Linked DNA regions of Mus musculus: region 1 is linked to region 2. Evidence: chromatin loops called from intact Hi-C (ENCODE). Cell type or tissue: gastrocnemius. All regions are shown on one strand.

Region 1 (8,000 bases), 55 kb before region 2:
TCCGTTTCACTGATAGTAAAGATCTGACCACATGTTTATTATGTCAACTCCTGTCGCTCAGGTGCCAGGACACTCTTGTTGCCACAGGATGCTGTGCTACAGAGACAGGCTGCCACTCCTAACTGATGCTTGGAATTGGCAGTGTACTTCCTGATTCACTCCTGAAGATCAGGAACATTAATCTGTAGTTTGAGGGCTCTCAGTTACTACCAGCCGTCTCCACAGAAGCTACTAGAACACATGTTTAGGCTGTCCTGGAGATTATGTAAATCAGGAGGGCCCTCTTCACCACACAAGCACGAACCTGACTCTGAGGGAGTTCAGAAAAGGCAAAGGTCTCTTCCAAGCTGGGCAGTCTAAAGGAAGAAACCAGAAGGGCATCTAGTTATTACCAAAGGGTTTGGCTGCTAAGGGCAAGGCAGATGCTAGAATCCTGGGCTTACAGGAAATACTGAGATATGTGCCCTCGTTGGTGGTTTTTTGTTGTTGTTGTTGTTGTTGTTTTTTTTTTTTTTTTTTTTGGTTCCCTTCTCATCCAGAATATTCTCGTTAAATTTCTTTTCTTAGTTTTGGGGAAAGTTCCCCCTACTCTTACCCCACCCCCACTGCATCATACCCACAAACTCTGAGAAACACTCTCTCCTTTTATAGGGAAGAGATACCATGTGATCCTAAGAAGGCAAGACCACCCCCATTCCATCACTGCCCCTTACACTGAAGGAATGTTTCCTTAAGTTCTTCCATCTAAGGTCCTGCCTGAGTGTGGTGTGTTCCCCTTATAGCTCTGCAGGGACCTTGAGAGGTCACTGATCCCTCTAGCTGCCGAGGGATCCCTCTGTGGCTGCTCTGGGGAGAGCCCTGTACATTGGAGGTTTCCCTTCTGTTTGGTTAGAGGCTTATGTCCCTGTGTGTGTGTCATCTGGGGTAGGGTGAGGTGCGGGGGAGCCTTGTGTTAATGGGAGATTTCTAAATGCACTGAGTGCTGAGAGGCTCGGGAGTGTTGATTAGAGTTAAGCCCAGAGTGCCTGCTAATGTGCATTCCTGACTGATAGGGCCCAGATAGTGGGCTCCAAGCAATATTTTTAACCTGTGGAGATATGGAAGCTTAAAAGAGTTAAGCTTTTCTGCTACTTTAGGTGACACTAGGTGCTAAAATTCCCTGCTGACGCGAATACCTTTGGATCCTGGGCATTATGAACAAACAAACAGCAACACCCCCTCTCACTTTGAAGTCTTGTTCCCATTCTCTCCTTGTTTTGCAGTTTTCTTCTTACTCCTCTAATAGTATACATGTCTCCCCCCCACACTGTGCCTTGGTCTTCCCGCAGCTCTCTATGTGCCTAAAGTAAAGTTTTGGTGAAAGATAGGAGAAGGGAAGAGTCACAAACAAGGAAGTTTCTGAGAGAGGCAGGAGGCTTCCATCTGCATTTCCTCAGTTGAATCTCACGCAGGGCTCTGTAACCTCTCATAGCCTGGGAGGAAGAGGGACTCGCAGGGTAAAGGTTGGTGGTTGGGGCAGGAAGTAAGGCCCGTCTCTGTGGCAGCTGAACGAGAAGCTGAAGAGGCCCCTCTGCTCAGACCCTGGCTCTCTCTGTCTTCAGGACAGAAAGGATTCTCTGTTCCCCAGTTCCTCAGTCTCACTCTTCCCACATGGTGTTGGCTTCTTCCTCCTCAGCCCAGGCAATGCCAACAAGCGCATTTCCTCTCCTGTTTCCAGGTATGGCCTCTGGCCTCGGGCCGGCTGGGGCAGTGCTTACACACCATCCAGACCGAAGACCGAGTCTGGTCCATTGCTATCAGCCCATTACTCAGGTAAGGGAGACGTGTTTGGTTTTTATCTCATTCAAGAATGGTTTCATTTTATTAGGTCAGATAAGCTAGAAGTTTTTTCACTAGTGTATTCTAGGTTGCTATGAACCACTCTCCTGGGGATTTAAACATTCTCCAGAGACTTTAAGTCTTTGGGTCTTTCACTATACTTTGGAATTGCGATAACCTTTCCTAAGCATCTGACCAGAAATGTTAAGAGAAAGCTACATACTGGCTATAGCTAAGGGCAGTGTTACCTTTCTGGAGCAGATGTCCTCTGGGGTTGCTCCAACGCAGAGGCTTCTCAGTATACCTGAGAGGCAAGGACAGCAGCTAGCCTGCTGTTGTGACTCACTTCTGCTTTGTTCCCTGAAAATGTCTTCTGGTGTATCCCTTACAGGCTCTGGGTATCAGGAGAGGAGGAGAGGTTTGGGGTCTGCCAACTGGGCCGCATCCATATATGGAGAGGAGCAGAAACAGTGGCAACTTTGTGGAAGGGCAGCTCAGTTTTATTATTTGATGTCTGTGGTAGTTCGCCGTGCATGCTCCTGTTCATGCGCCTGGTTCTCTGGAGACCAGAGAGGGTGCTGAATCTGGAACTGTAGCTACAGATGGTTTTGAGCCACTGTGTGGGTGTCAAGAATCAAACACAGGTTCTCTGGAAGAGCATCTCTCCCCATCTCTCCAGTCCACAACTCTTTAAAACAAACAAACAAACAAACAAACAAACAAACCCCTAAAACCAGAATCAAAATAAGTCTTGCTGTGTAGCTAGGGCTTGTCCAGAACTGATTATACAGCCCAGACTGGCCGTGAGCTAGAGCTTCCTGCCTCAGCTTCCCAATGGCCAGGATTACGCCAAAATGCAGTTATTTCTTCTGCTTTAACTAGCCAGGTGTGTTGGCTCATGCCTGTAATCCCTGTACCTGGGAGGCTGAGGCAGGAAACATTACCCATGTATTTAAGGCCAGTTTGGGCTATAAGCATCAGCCAGCCTAGGACACAGAGTAAGACCCTGACTCAAAAACAAAGCAAAGTATGCAAAATAAAAATAAAAAGTAAAACTGGCCAGGTAGTAAGTGGTGCACACCTTTGATCCCTGCACTCAGGAGGCAGCAGCAGGCAGATCTCTGTGAGTTTGAGGCCATCCTCGTCTGCAGTTCCAGGACAGCCAGAGCTACACAAAGAAGTCCTGTATTGAAAAATTGCTGCTTTTTGGCTATTAATTGTTATTAAAAAACATTTTATTGGCATATAGTCACTGTACCTACTGTTGAGTTTCATGTAGACAGTGTCGTTCAGTGCATCGTGTGCTTTGTATCCAGGCTTTTAAAAGATTTTCTATTGCTTTGTGTGTATGGGTGTTTTGTATGTATGTACACACACACACACACACACACATCTGTGCATCACATATATACACTGTCCCTAGAGGCCACCAGGGGGTGTTGGGACTGGAGCTCAGATGGCTATAGCCACCATGTGGCTGCTGGGGATCAAACCTAGGTCCTTTAGAAGTTCAGTCAGTGCTCTTAGCTGATGAGGCATCGCTCCAGCTCCTGTCTGGGCTATCCTGAACCAAGGAGGCCTCTCTCCTTCCAGGGGCATTTAGAGACTTTTCTATACTTGAACTATCTTAGAAGTTAGTAGAGTCTGTCTTCCTGCTCTTTCCTGATGCCTCTCTCATCCCACCTGAGTGGAATTGGGAAAGTTAGAGGGCCACCACCTCCACCACCTCAGTCACTTGTTTTTATAAACAGGTTGGTGCCCCTTTTGCTCAGCCCCCTTCAGCCTCTTTCTCCTCACTTCATGGAGCCTGTAGCTCTCCTCTTGCTCTCTTCCACAACTCCCTTTCAATTTCTTTCTTCCTAAGAATTAGAGCCGATTAGCCACGTCATTAATTCTTCAATTTGACGGCTGATATAGCAGGACCTGAAACACATTGCTGACCTTAGAGAATGGAGACCCCATTCCTTAGCATATTGACGACGGGAGAAGTTAATTAAAATTCCACAGAGCAGAGGTGTCGGCTAACCTATAAACCTGTCACTTTTCAGAACAAATCATTCCAGCATCTTAGGAAAGAGGAAAGGGACAACCAGTGACCAGAGGGAAGCTAAGTGTATGGGGAGTTCTGGGTGGAAAAATGGAGCCAGCCAGCTTTGTCTCCTTGGCAGTTTCTCCCAAATGCCACCTTTCTGAAAGCCTGTCAGCCAGGCTTGTGTGTGGGACTAGAGAGAAGTGAGTGACAAATGTGCTGGCATCAGGGGACAAGAGCAGCTTGCTGGTGAAGGGGCTCTGGGCTAGAGATTGTCCGTGCACTCAGTACATGGAGGTGTGGGCAGGCTGTCCCCTGCACCCCAGCCTTAGAGACTTCTACTCTAGCCACATCCTCTGGAGAACGCTAGGTTACTTCTCAAGAGAAAAGACCACATAGCACCTATTACAGATGGTGTCAATAAGAGAAGTTGAGAAAGGAATTTGATTTGAGATGACAGTAAGCCAAGTTGAGGGTCTTGGCCATAACTTGGACCATGAGTAAGAGTGTGACTTTCTAATACTTGCGTTACTGTGATGTACGTACCACACTCTGTGCAGCGCTCTCTCTGTGTGGCCTTTCTTGGCTCTTTTCTGCTCTCCTCACATCTCCTTCAGTTTCCTTGCTATATTTTCCTTGCCCTGGATGACTCTTTTGCCCCGTGTTGGCTGACTGTTTAGTGTTAACTGTCGAGTTATTTGATATGGCTTTTTCCTTAATTTCACAAACGATGGCTTAAACTCTGTTTTTGTTTATTTTGTTTCTGAGACAGCTTCTCACTCTGTAGCTGGCCTGGAGCTCACAGAGATCTGTCTACATGTGCCTCCCCAGGTCTGAGATTCAAGATGCGTGCCACCATGCCTGCAGACTCTAGCTTAAAAAACTTGCATTCGTTCTTTCATTTATTTGTGTGTGTGTGTGTGTGTGTGTGTGTGTGTGCGCGCGCGCGCGCGTGCGTGCATGCTCACATGCCTTTGTGCCTTGGTTGCACATGTAGAAGGCAGAGGACAACCTTCAGGAATTATTTCTGCCCTTTCACCATGTAGGTCCCAGGGATAGAACTCAAGTTGAATTCTCTTCTAAAAAAGCTTGTGCTGGACATTCTGACTTCACACTAGCCATCTAGGGCATGTGCTAGGGTTTTATTGTCCCCCCCTTTTTGTATTTAGAAATATATGGGCTAGGATCTCTATACTGTATTATTAGGTCCATGTCTCTCCACTTTGTCCATGACTTTGAGTCTTTAAATAAGTAAATAAATAAATAAAAACACACCAAAAAAAATTTCTCTAAGCCTGGTAGTGGCAGCACACACCTTTAATCCCTGCATTGGGAGGCAGAGGCAGGCAGATATCTGTGAGTTCGAGGCCAGCCTGGTGTACAGAGCGAGTTCCAGGACTGCCAAGGCTACACAGAGAAACCCTGTCTCAAAAAAAAAAAAAAGCAAGCTCTCCAGGTGGGCATGGTAGAGCCTGCCTTTTCCTAGTACTCTGGAGGAAGAGGCAGGTGGATTTCTGTGAGTGCCAGGTCAGCCAGTGCTGCAGAGCAACGCCTGTCTTTTCTTTGAAGCTCCAGCTCTCAGCTTCGAGGCACTCCCTCAGCGTCTTATCTAGTGCAGCATGTGCTTAGTGCTTCCAAGCTTGGGCTTCCCTGGTCCTTCTGCCTCCCAGGAGGTGCATGGTTCTTTTGTAGTTTGCTTGAGGTGGCATCTCCATGGGAATCTCTCTTCCCTGTCCTCTTCCTTTGAAGTGATCCTCACTGGCTGCCTTCTGTCACCTCCCTGCCACTGTTCCTGCTGAATGTGTTTGTCGGTCACTGAGTTGGCAACGTGAGGGGTTGTGAGCAGCCACTGTCCTCTGAGGACAGGCGCTTCGCTTCCCTCGATGCTTCGCTTCCTTCTCAGTGAGCGTCTTTCTCCTGTTAAACAGTCGGTCCTGTGCACTTTGTTGATGATGTTCTTTGTTTCTAAGTTTCCCCTTCTTTTCATGTGTTTGTACCCAGGAACTTTTAGCATAAAATATGGGCCCCAAAACTCCAGGCTTAATATGAGGTGCTTCTGACCAATAGAAAGCAGAGATTCTGACCTGGCTCTAAGTATCACCTTTTGTTTCTGTGACTTTGAATTTTTAATTTGCAAACAATTGTAGAGGTGATATTTAATAGCAGTTATGTGCTCAAGGATATATTTGTTTTATTTTTTATTTTTGAGACAGGCTTTTTCTGTGTAATCTGTCCTGGAACTCACTGTGTAGACCAGCCCAGCCTTGAACTCAGAGTTCTGTCTGCTTCTGCCTCTCAAGTGCTGAGGTAAAAGGTGAGCACCGCCCTCCTGGCCCCCACATATCTCAAAGCTATGTTTACTCAAACAAACAAACAAACAAACAAACAAAACAAAACAAAAACTAAAAGGAACAGCAGGCTTCAGAGGCAGGTGGCAGGCAGGCAAGGGCTTTTCCCTTTGCTTCCTGCGAGCCCACCCACCCTTCTTACCCTGTTGTCAAGACTCAGCTCTTATGAAATGAGGCCCTGCTCCATATAAGAGTTTCCTACCTGACTCTGTTGGGTGAACAAGAGGACATAAAGAAGGCACACAATGTTCTTGAAACAAAATGGTCTATGTCTTCCACAGTTGTGTGGCAGACACATAATTTTAAAAAAATTTAATATATATAGCCACAATATACATATACATATACATACACACACACACACACACACACACACACACACACACACACACACACACACACACATACACACATATATTCACTGACTTCAGATACACCAGAAGAGGGCATCAGATCCTATTACAGGTGGTTGTAAGCCACCATGTGGTTGCTGGGAATTGAGGAATTGAACTTAGGACCTCTGGAAGAGCAGTTAGTGCTGTTAACCTCTGAGCCACCTCTCTCCAGCCCCTAGAAACACATTATACATGGTCTCAGATATAGCTTCTAAGATCACTGTGAATTCTTAATACCTTCCTATGAGTTAATACAGATTAATATATTTATTACTATTTAAATAATACTTCTTACCTGAGTGAAGTTAGTAAATACAAAGCTCTTTTCCCCCTTTATTTTAAATTTTATATTTGGTGTTTTTGAGGCAGGGTCTCAGTATTTATTTCTGGCTAGCCTGGAACTCACTATGTAGACCAGGCTGACCTCAAACTCACAGAGGTACACCTATTTCTGTCTCCCAATACTGGGATTAAAGGCCTGTACCACCATCCCTACCCCTATACAATACTATTTACAAGACTTTATTCCCCATTAAAAGTAGACTGGAGAGATAGCTTAGCAGGTAAGAGCCCTGGCTGCTCTTCCAGAGGACCCAGGCTCAATCCCAGCATGCACTTGCTCCAGTTCCAGGCCCCTTGAAAGGCTCTTTGAGAACCTGAAAACACTCGTTGGAGTCCAGAATTGACACAGGTCATGGTGAGGAAGGCCACCTATGAGAAAGACCTGGGCTCACTTAGGTACATGCTTCTGCTATTCCAGGAGCACGCAGACACTTAGGGCTTTGGTTGTCTGGATGCCTCCATCTACACTTGGGGCCTGTGATGAAATGAATCTTATGTCTGCCTGAAAGGAGAAGGGAGAGCATCTTGTAGCTCTTTTTTTCTCTGCAGACGCCATGCCTACTTCCCCGAAGTGAAAAAAGGCACTGGGTAGAGAGAGCCCTTGCCTCTGTGGACACCACCACTGCCGTGTGAGCGCCTGTGGTCAGAAAGGTTTCCCCACACTCTTGGGTTTTAATCCCTTCTCTCCTGCTTCTGTCATCAGGGAAATATATGAGTGGTATAGGTGTAGAGACTTGACTTAGCCGTGTTATTAAATATACAATATCATTTTGTGCACTGTGGCGGCCTGTTTGTTTTGTGGGGGATTAGTCCAAGTCTGCATGAAATGTACCAATTCAAGTTTGTAAAGTGAGTTGTGGCCTCTGGGGGGTTTGATGGAGAAGCTGTTCCTTCTTGCTTCATTTCTCCCAGAGGTGAGGGTGAGGCTGGAAGGAAAGCCAGCTCTGGACACTGCTTGGCTGTGGATGCTGGTACTGGGAGAGCAGGGTGTTTGTTCCAACAGCTACAGGGTTTGCTGTGTGCTGTGTGTGGTAGATGCCACCACCAACCTGCTGAAGTATATCTTTC
Region 2 (8,000 bases):
AGCAACTGCAAATGACTTTACTCAGGAACAGAGCCACAGGTGGAAGCAAGCTGTTCCCCACGAGCCAGTTCTAGGGGCTCTGTAGTTCTTAGAAGAGAAGAGGCTGCCCGCGCCATAAAACCCACGCCGGAAGTCTCACAGTTTCCTCCTCACTGGAGGTGCAAGGCTCAGGACAGCTACTGCGTCTTACAGTCCCCAGCACTGCCGTGGGCCGTCTTTACCTTCTTTAACTCCTTCTGTAACTCTGACTCAGCCGCCATGACCTCCTTTGGCTTCTGATACTGTGGAGGGAACCAGGGAGAAACCATAACTCAGTTACTAGATTCTCCCTCCACACTCTCACTCTGGCTCTCCAAGAGCCTCCTTGTATGGGAGGAAACCTAGGCGTGCCGGGTCTGAAGGACTTCCTCAGCTCCTGTGGCTGGGGAGGGGAAGACCAAGGTGACAACTTAAGGCTTGTGATTACCACCACTGCCCCACCTCGAGAGCTTTGGGGTGTGGCTCTCTCTTGGTCTCCTCCTGCACCCCCCCCCCCCAGATGAATAGGAGATGCCGGTTCTCTAACAAGCACACTAAGTGTTTGGGATGCTTGGATCCTGGGACGTGGGAGAGGGATGAGAAACTTCTTCCTGATGCCAAGTCTGGGCAAACCTTACAGAGATTATCAGGGTGCAGTTGGCGTGCGCAAAGCTCAACGCAGAATCCTCTAGAGGAAGCTGGTGTCTGTCTAGGTCAGGGATGGAGAACTTCTTGTAGTACCTGTGGGGACACAAGAGGCTGCTGAGGAACCAGCACAGCGACCCCGACAGTCGGGAGACACTAGGCCCTCCACAGCTCTCCCCCATTTTCTGTAAAGCTCGAGAGGAAACAGGGAGAGCCTGCAGAAAGGCCTGGTTGAGTCTGAGGTTCTAAAAGAACGGTAGTGGCCTCAGAGCCAACGGTGAGCAGAACCAGGGGCAGAGGGGCTCCCCATGCAGGGCGGGAACTCCCAACTACACAAAGAGCACCCCAAGCCTCAGGGGGCCTTCTCAGAGGGAAAGCACAGCACACAGAGCCATCTATCTCCCCAGGGAGACGAGCTATGACGCTAAAGGACCCTGGATCCCAGACCTGGACCCTTTTCCTGCCCTCAGTACTCCAGCCTTCCATTTTCACATAGAGTAAAACCCAAACCAACCAAGCACAGATCCCAGGCTTCCCTGGAGGAAATGCAGCAGAGTGGGGTGAGGCGCTGCTGCTGCTGCCCTGGTCAGTTGTCAGTGCTGTAGGAGTTAGGGTGAGGTGGGGATGGGGGAGGCTGGGGGGAGGTCGGAGATTTCCCCACACACTTATTAGACCAGAGCCTAAGGAAAGGCCCTTCCTCTCAAACAGTCTCATTTGGCAGTCTCCTTGGTGGCTGTGTGGGCTGGGCACTGGCCAGGGGCTGCCGGAGCCTTCACTTGGACAAGGGGTCCCTTTTTTGCAGAGGGAGAGGCTGTGTGGGCCAAGGAGGGAAATGCCTTAGGCAGGTACAACATGCTTAAGAGCTGGGCCCAGAGAGAATGGCTTTCAATACTTCAGAGGGTCCTGGCCCTTGTGGTGACAGCTACACTGAGTCCACTTCAAAAGCCCTGATGCCCCAGGGACTCAGAGAGTTGACATCAATGCAGCACTTCTGGCCTGTCCTCCCTGCCCAAATCCCTCAGTTCAGAAGAGGCTTGGGGGGGGGGGTCTCTTCCCAGGTTCCCCTCTCCCCACAAGTGCTGGGACCCAACGCAGGAAAAGAATGTTTACTTAAAGACTGACAGTTCAAAAGGAGTGGGGGCGGGGGACCCTAATGGTACCGCAAGTTTCTTTCCTTTCCAAAGCTCTGCCCCAGGGAAAGGCGATCCATCTGCCTGCAACAGGGTGGAATGCCTGCTTCATCCTCTTCCTAGCCAACAGGCTGAGCGAGGGCTTTTCCTGGGGCCCTGGTCTGGCCAGCAAAGGTGGCAGACGCTGATAATAGCAGAGGGTCAAAGGTTAAACAGCAGAGATTAGGTGAACACAAAGGCCGGGTAGGAAGTGTTAACATCTTCCTGGCAAATATACACAGAAAGCAGAACCAACAGAGAAGCGCCTTCCACACCCACTCCCAGGAGGGGCCAATGAAGGAGAAGCAGCCCAAGGTTTGTCCCCATCCCAGGCAACCTCAGGATCCCGGGGACGTCGACCCCTTCCTTAACCTACCCCTGCCACGAGTCTGGGAAGCGGAGGCAGCCAGTGCCAGCAGCGCAAACACTGGGTGAGGTTCAACAACTCCTTAAAGTGCAGTACCTTCCGGGTTCCCCCATGCACAGCCACCCCACCTCACCTACTCAGGGTTTGCTGCAACAATAACTGAACTTGAACTGTCCCCAGGGCCTGGATGAGAGGAACCCACCGTGCTTCTGACACAGTCAGAGTGCCTTCTCGGCCTGCTTTGCTTGTATTCCCTGTGACCCCCTCACCGGTCCCTTCCCTTTGCAGGCTCAGTGAACATCCCTGAGGGAGGGCTGAGGCAAGAGCGGGGCTGCTGAGGAAAGGTCCATGCGCGCTGCCCCACGCTCCTCCAGCCTGCACAAGGGCTTGGCGGGTAACCAAAGAGGGCTTCAGCCCGAGAGCTGCTGCAGCCCTACTTCCTGTCCCGGGCACATGGCAGCCCTACTTCCTGCCACTCCCAGAGTCATAATGTACAGGCCCACACTCAAGTGAGTCTGGCGGTGTGCAAGTTATCTGACCACCGAGTCCTGGCTTCTAGGGCTGTCACAGCATCATCACCATACAGTGAGTGCAGTTAGCCAGGCTTTCTTCAGATCCCATGCTTTGGCACCTTGACCACAGGACAGGGAGCACGCAGGTATCTGATATTGTCAAATTCCTCAAACAATCGTTGAGGTAGTATAAGCACCGTTCTCCTACGTGAGAAGCTGGCCTAAATACCACAGTCACATGGCAGAGGCTAGATTTAAGCCAGCATCTTCCTAGTCCAGCACACTCCATCTTTCCCCTTAACAGCTGCCAGCTTCCAGGCTGAGGTCTTATCGGGACCAGATGTACCACACCAGAATCATGTAGAAACAGTTCCTTCCTTCCCCAGCCCATCCTAGCAATACTGAGGCGGAGGACCACCACAGGACCCTGAAATCACTTCTTTAAACAAGTGGCTAACCACATTCTCCAGGGGCCAGGCAGATACCAGCAAGGCAGCTGCAGCTTTGGCTGGGAACTGCATGCTGGAATACTAAAATGAGGGCACAGCGCCAGGGGAAGGAAAGTGCCATGGTGGGGTGTGTTACAGATGCCCAGGTGCTCAGCAAGGAGGCCACATTCTTCTCTGCACAGGTCATGTGGTGCCGACTTCTTACATGCCTTTCTACATCTATTCATACACTGCATGTCTGCTGTGGATGATATGATGACCAGGAAAGAGATTTTTAAAGTATTCTGAAAAAAAATTAGACCCTGCACATATAAAAACACTATTGTGCTTTGTTGAAAGCATAGGTCACATCTGGCCGCCTCTCTAGCTTCCTATCTGATGGACCTGCAGGGGGCAGGGCTGAGCCTGGTTAGGGCTCAGAAACTCAGTCTCAAAGTGAGCACTAAAATACCATTCCCCTTTGTGGGAAGCCCACCCCTCCAGGATAGCACTCCCATCCTACCTTGCCTCCACCAGCATCTCTGCAATGTCCCCAGTCCCCGCCACTGGGTGCCACTGGGTGCTGGAATGCCCCACTAGCTACAGAGCCCCTGGCCAACAGCGCCACCTACGGTATATACGGTATATGTGTGCAGGAGATGGGGCCCAGAGGATCTGCTCACAGATGAATTTTTTTGGTGAGCTAGCTAGCCTTTCTTGTAGCACTCGCTTGTAATCACATTTCTGTCTGATATCTGTATTCGACAGTGACCTCTGGGGGATGAAAAGGAGGCAGCAGCCAGCTCCACAAAGTGCTAAGCCGCAGATTCAAGTGCTATCAGAAGCACTTTTGTTCCCAGTTTGGACCCAGGGCCTCTCCCGCCAGGGAATGCTTGCTGAAGCATGGAGTTTGTTTTCCTACAGGCAATTTCTCTGTTGTCTGAAATTGCTAAATTCCACTTTAGGCACTGACTCCTGTTAATGATGAGAACAATAACGGGAATAAACGGCCTTTTATCTTAGGACTTCAGCGCACTTTATAAACGTAAACCCTTATTATTATGACTCTGTATTTATAGACAAGGTCCACTACAGGGGCTGCTGGCTGCGTGTACAGCAATAATCCTGAAATTAATTCATTCATCTCTCCCTTTCCCTTGTCCCTTTAACCCTGCCAAAATGACAGGGTGTGGGGTGCTAAGAGGAGGACAGGACTCAGGGCTGCGCTGGAGGTGGGTGGAGGTTCCCCACCACCACACTCCCCACTTCCCTGTAGGCAGGCCTCTTAGGGGAACGGAGACTGTACCTACCACACCACCTGAAGGAGAGTGTGGTAAATGATACAGTGGCCCATGGGGCTAGGCTCTGCACCCGAGCATCAAGCTGGCCAGTTTGGCAGCTTGTGGATAAGAAGATAAAACAGAAACAAAATGAAGCCCCAGGGTGGAGGTGGCCACACCCTCTTTCTCGATCAGGCTGAAACAGATTCATTGCCAGGCTCTTCCACTGTGATGAGCCAGAGCGGCAGAAACAAAATGTGATCCCACCCCGGCCATCTCCTCTCAAACCTGACCACCCACTGCCTTCACCCAGCAGACCACAGAGAGAATCTGAAACGCCATCGCAGAGATTTCGGAGAGCCCAACGTCTGCCCACTTTCTCTCAGTCTGGGGAGGGACGGGGGTTTACTACCTCATTGTCTGAGACTTAAAGTCTCAAATTGCCACCAAGGCAAGCAGGTGTACCTTCCAGGACGTGACTCCCTGCCAATGCAGTGATGTCACCAAGCCAAGCTCACCAGACCAAGGACATAACAACCTTAGAGTAAAACTACCAGAGACTACAAGTAATGGCTATGTGATTACTCCTCACTCGTTGTTCAACAACAGTCTTGTGAGGCCCAGCATATGCCACCTAGGAAATCAGACACTGGCTGAGTTCTGCTGCCTCGATGGAGCCGCACAGTTAGCTGGTTACTCTGAGCACCCGCCTCCCAGATACGGAGCAGCCTGAGCGCTCACTCCAATCCACTCCTCTCCGCACACAGTAAACAGGCGCCCACCACCCTACTCACTTTTTGTTTGTCGTTCTAACAATGACGCAGCGCTCCTTCTGGGCCACAGACACACTATACACATCCTTCGGGTAGGGGAGATTTCGAATCCGCCACTGGAAACTTGTTTTGGTGTCCTTGCGCATGAAGATGGGCTATGAAAAGCAAATCAGCCCAGGTTGGCCTTGGACTCACTGTGTAGGAAGATGACCTTTTGGCTCTCCAGCCTCCACCTCCCCAGTGCTGGGATTATAGGCTTGTGGTATGATGCCCAGCCTATCAAGGACCATTCATGGGGAAAGGTACAAAGGCTTGGCTCCTCCCCATCCCTAAACTCCTCCCAGAGTCAAACAGGAAGCTCCTCTGCTCTTCTCCATGGCCCCCCACCTGAAGCAGCTGCTGAGGCTGTGACAGACCCTTCAGATGTACACACAAACCTACTGTGGCTAGGTGGGCATAGTATATATAAGGTGAACAAATTATAGACCCTGCCCTTAGGGGTCAGGAGTCTCCTCCCAATCCCCGTAAGACCCTGGACAAACAGACATACATTGGCATTACTTTCTTTGATGAGCTCGGATCCCAGGCTCCCAGCTCCTGAGGGCACTGGCTCTCCCACTTCAAGCTGCCACTGGCCCAAGGCTCCCAGGGCATTTTTCACACGCCACTTCCTCACTGCAAAGAGAAACATGTAATGGATTAAAGCTCGCTGCTGCCAAAGCTGACAAGACGTTGGATAACTGGAACGGGAGAAGCCCAGGCTTTGGTCTCAATGCCGGGCCTTGTGTATTTGAGCCAGGAATCATCACAAACCTGGGGAAATCACATGGGGCATTCCAGCAGCAGGTAACTTGCAAAGTCCATTTCAAAGGCGGGCACACAACTGGACCAGGGATGAAGCTCCGAGAGCACCCGGAAGAAGGCAAAGAGGCGATAACAGCCATTTCTGGAAACGGGACATCTAGGTCTCCAGATGGAATTCTAGTTGTGCTTTGCTGTTATTTCTTGAGACACAGTTGTACTAGATAGCCAAGGCTGTTTTCAAACTATTCCTTGTGTCTTGGCCTCAGGTGCTTGTATTTCAGAGTGTGCCTGCACACCTCCACACCAACACATCCTTGCACCCACACACCCACACACCAGCACATCCTTGAACCTGCACACCCACCTTTGGGTGCATTTTCCCCCCTCTAGAATGCCATGCAAAGAAAAAAATGAATTGAGTGAAAGCTGTTTTTGCTTCATGATTCATAAAGTCCAAATCAAGACATTCACTTATTTCAGGTACATCTGCCTTAAAACAACGACCAACAACAAAAACCCTGATAGCACCAACGTTGTATTTAAATGTAGTCTCAGGCTGGAGTGGGACTCACTGACAGTTTCCCAAGTACTAGGGCTGACCTCCAGCATCGCAATGAACACATAAAGTCTTCGGCATACACTGGATTCTTAGATTTGTTTATGTTTGTTTTATGTGCTTGGTCTGCATTTGTACACTACATTTTAAACGGACTCTAAGTGAACTGTTTTTAATATAAATGTAAACAAGTGAAAAGATCTGACAACCGTATTGCTTTACCAAGAACTGCGCATCACTCTCAGGTTAGCAGTAACCGCCTTGCTAACCTGCGGCCTCCCACCCCACCCCACGATATTTGTATGTGATTACAACTCTCGCTCTCTGGGCTCCAGGAGTGTTTCCATGATCTCTCTCCAGATCCCTTCCTCATGGCTTCAAATCCTCCCTCCAGCCGATCTGAATCTCCCCCTCTCTCTCCTTTCTCTCCTTCGTCTGGTTGGCAGACATCCCACCCTATTCTCCCTTCTGCCCAGCCACTGGGTGGTCAGCATTTAGTGACAAGGCAGAGAATAGATGGTAAGAACTGCTTACACAAACTTGAGACAGGAGATTCTTGGTGTACACATTTCAATGCTGCGTCCAGATTGAAACAAGACATGAGGGCAGAGAAATCAGTATTTAAATAACACAAGGACAACCTTATACACAGTGCACAAAAATATTAGCCTACAATGTACGGATTATAAATGTGGAGTTTTTTGTAAAATAATAATAGATCCTTACATTTATAACTTGATAATGCAAATAATGATTTTCAGTTTCCCAGGTTTTATAAGGCAGATATTTGTGAAAGGGTTCTTTTGTTGTTGATGATATTGTTTTTAGCCTCTGCCCTACACCCCTTTAGGTTTGCTTTTGATGAAAATCATTCAGTAGCCTAGGCTACTGCTGATCTTACGGCTATCTTCCTGGCTTAGCATCATGGGTGCTCGGTTTACAGACCTGTGCTACCAGGTCTAGTTTTTCTCGTTGTCTTTTAAACCAAGGCACATATTTTATGGAAGTCATAAATCCAGACGGGAGTCCTGTCGGCAGCACTGGGAATGAGCCCCACTGAGTGCTGTGCTGGTGGCTGCAGTGTCACCTGCCAGTGGCAGAGGGGCTCTGCTGAGGAGTAACCTCCGCCCTCCACCCTCTCCCTCCACCTTCCACCCTTCCATTCCTGCTCTGTTAAGAAGATGGGGGCTGTGGAGTTTGGGCGTCCTGCTGCAAGAGCTGAGCAGTCAGCGCTAAACTCCTGCAGCCTCCTGCAGCCACTCTAGGAGCTGAGCAACTCTGAAAGGCCTGGTGGGGGCCACGGCCGTTTCCGGGGTGGGGCAGCATCAGGCCTGGGGGCTTTTCATCAGCTGGGACCACTGTGAGCACAAAAGCCGAACACAGAAGCCTCATGTAAACTTAGAACTTTCCCTTGAACGTGGGCTTTTTATAAGGTCTGCTGCACTCTG

What was found. Hi-C counts contacts between places; a loop is a spot of excess contacts. Peaks named below come from ENCODE experiments on the same cell type or tissue, not always from the same donor. Only the 100,000 strongest peaks of a DNase experiment are listed, where the experiment ranks them.
Region 1: a loop joins it to region 2, with 2.0 times the contacts of the local background. A loop is called at or near these places in 6 of 42 quality-filtered maps.

The regions. Positions count from the first base shown.
Region 1 is chr19:45,624,677-45,632,676 of GRCm38, reverse strand. It overlaps Fbxw4 (F-box and WD-40 domain protein 4), which reads left to right. Exons shown (of 9, transcript NM_013907.2): 5 at 1,718-1,812. Among named protein-coding and RNA genes, the nearest start is that of Fbxw4, 32 kb to the left of the region's middle. In gastrocnemius, a CTCF peak has its summit at 3,276 (motif pointing right); no DNase peak of the experiment used is centred here.
Region 2 is chr19:45,569,752-45,577,751 of GRCm38, reverse strand. It overlaps Dpcd (deleted in primary ciliary dyskinesia), which reads right to left. Exons shown (of 6, transcript NM_172639.3): 3 at 5,743-5,867; 4 at 5,214-5,347; 5 at 657-759; 6 at 1-281. The coding sequence ends at 177. Among named protein-coding and RNA genes, the nearest start is that of Dpcd, 13 kb to the right of the region's middle. In gastrocnemius, CTCF peaks have their summits at 3,524 (motif pointing right) and 3,728; DNase peaks (open chromatin) are centred at 3,276 and 3,744; H3K4me3 peaks cover 355 bases; H3K27ac peaks cover 647 bases.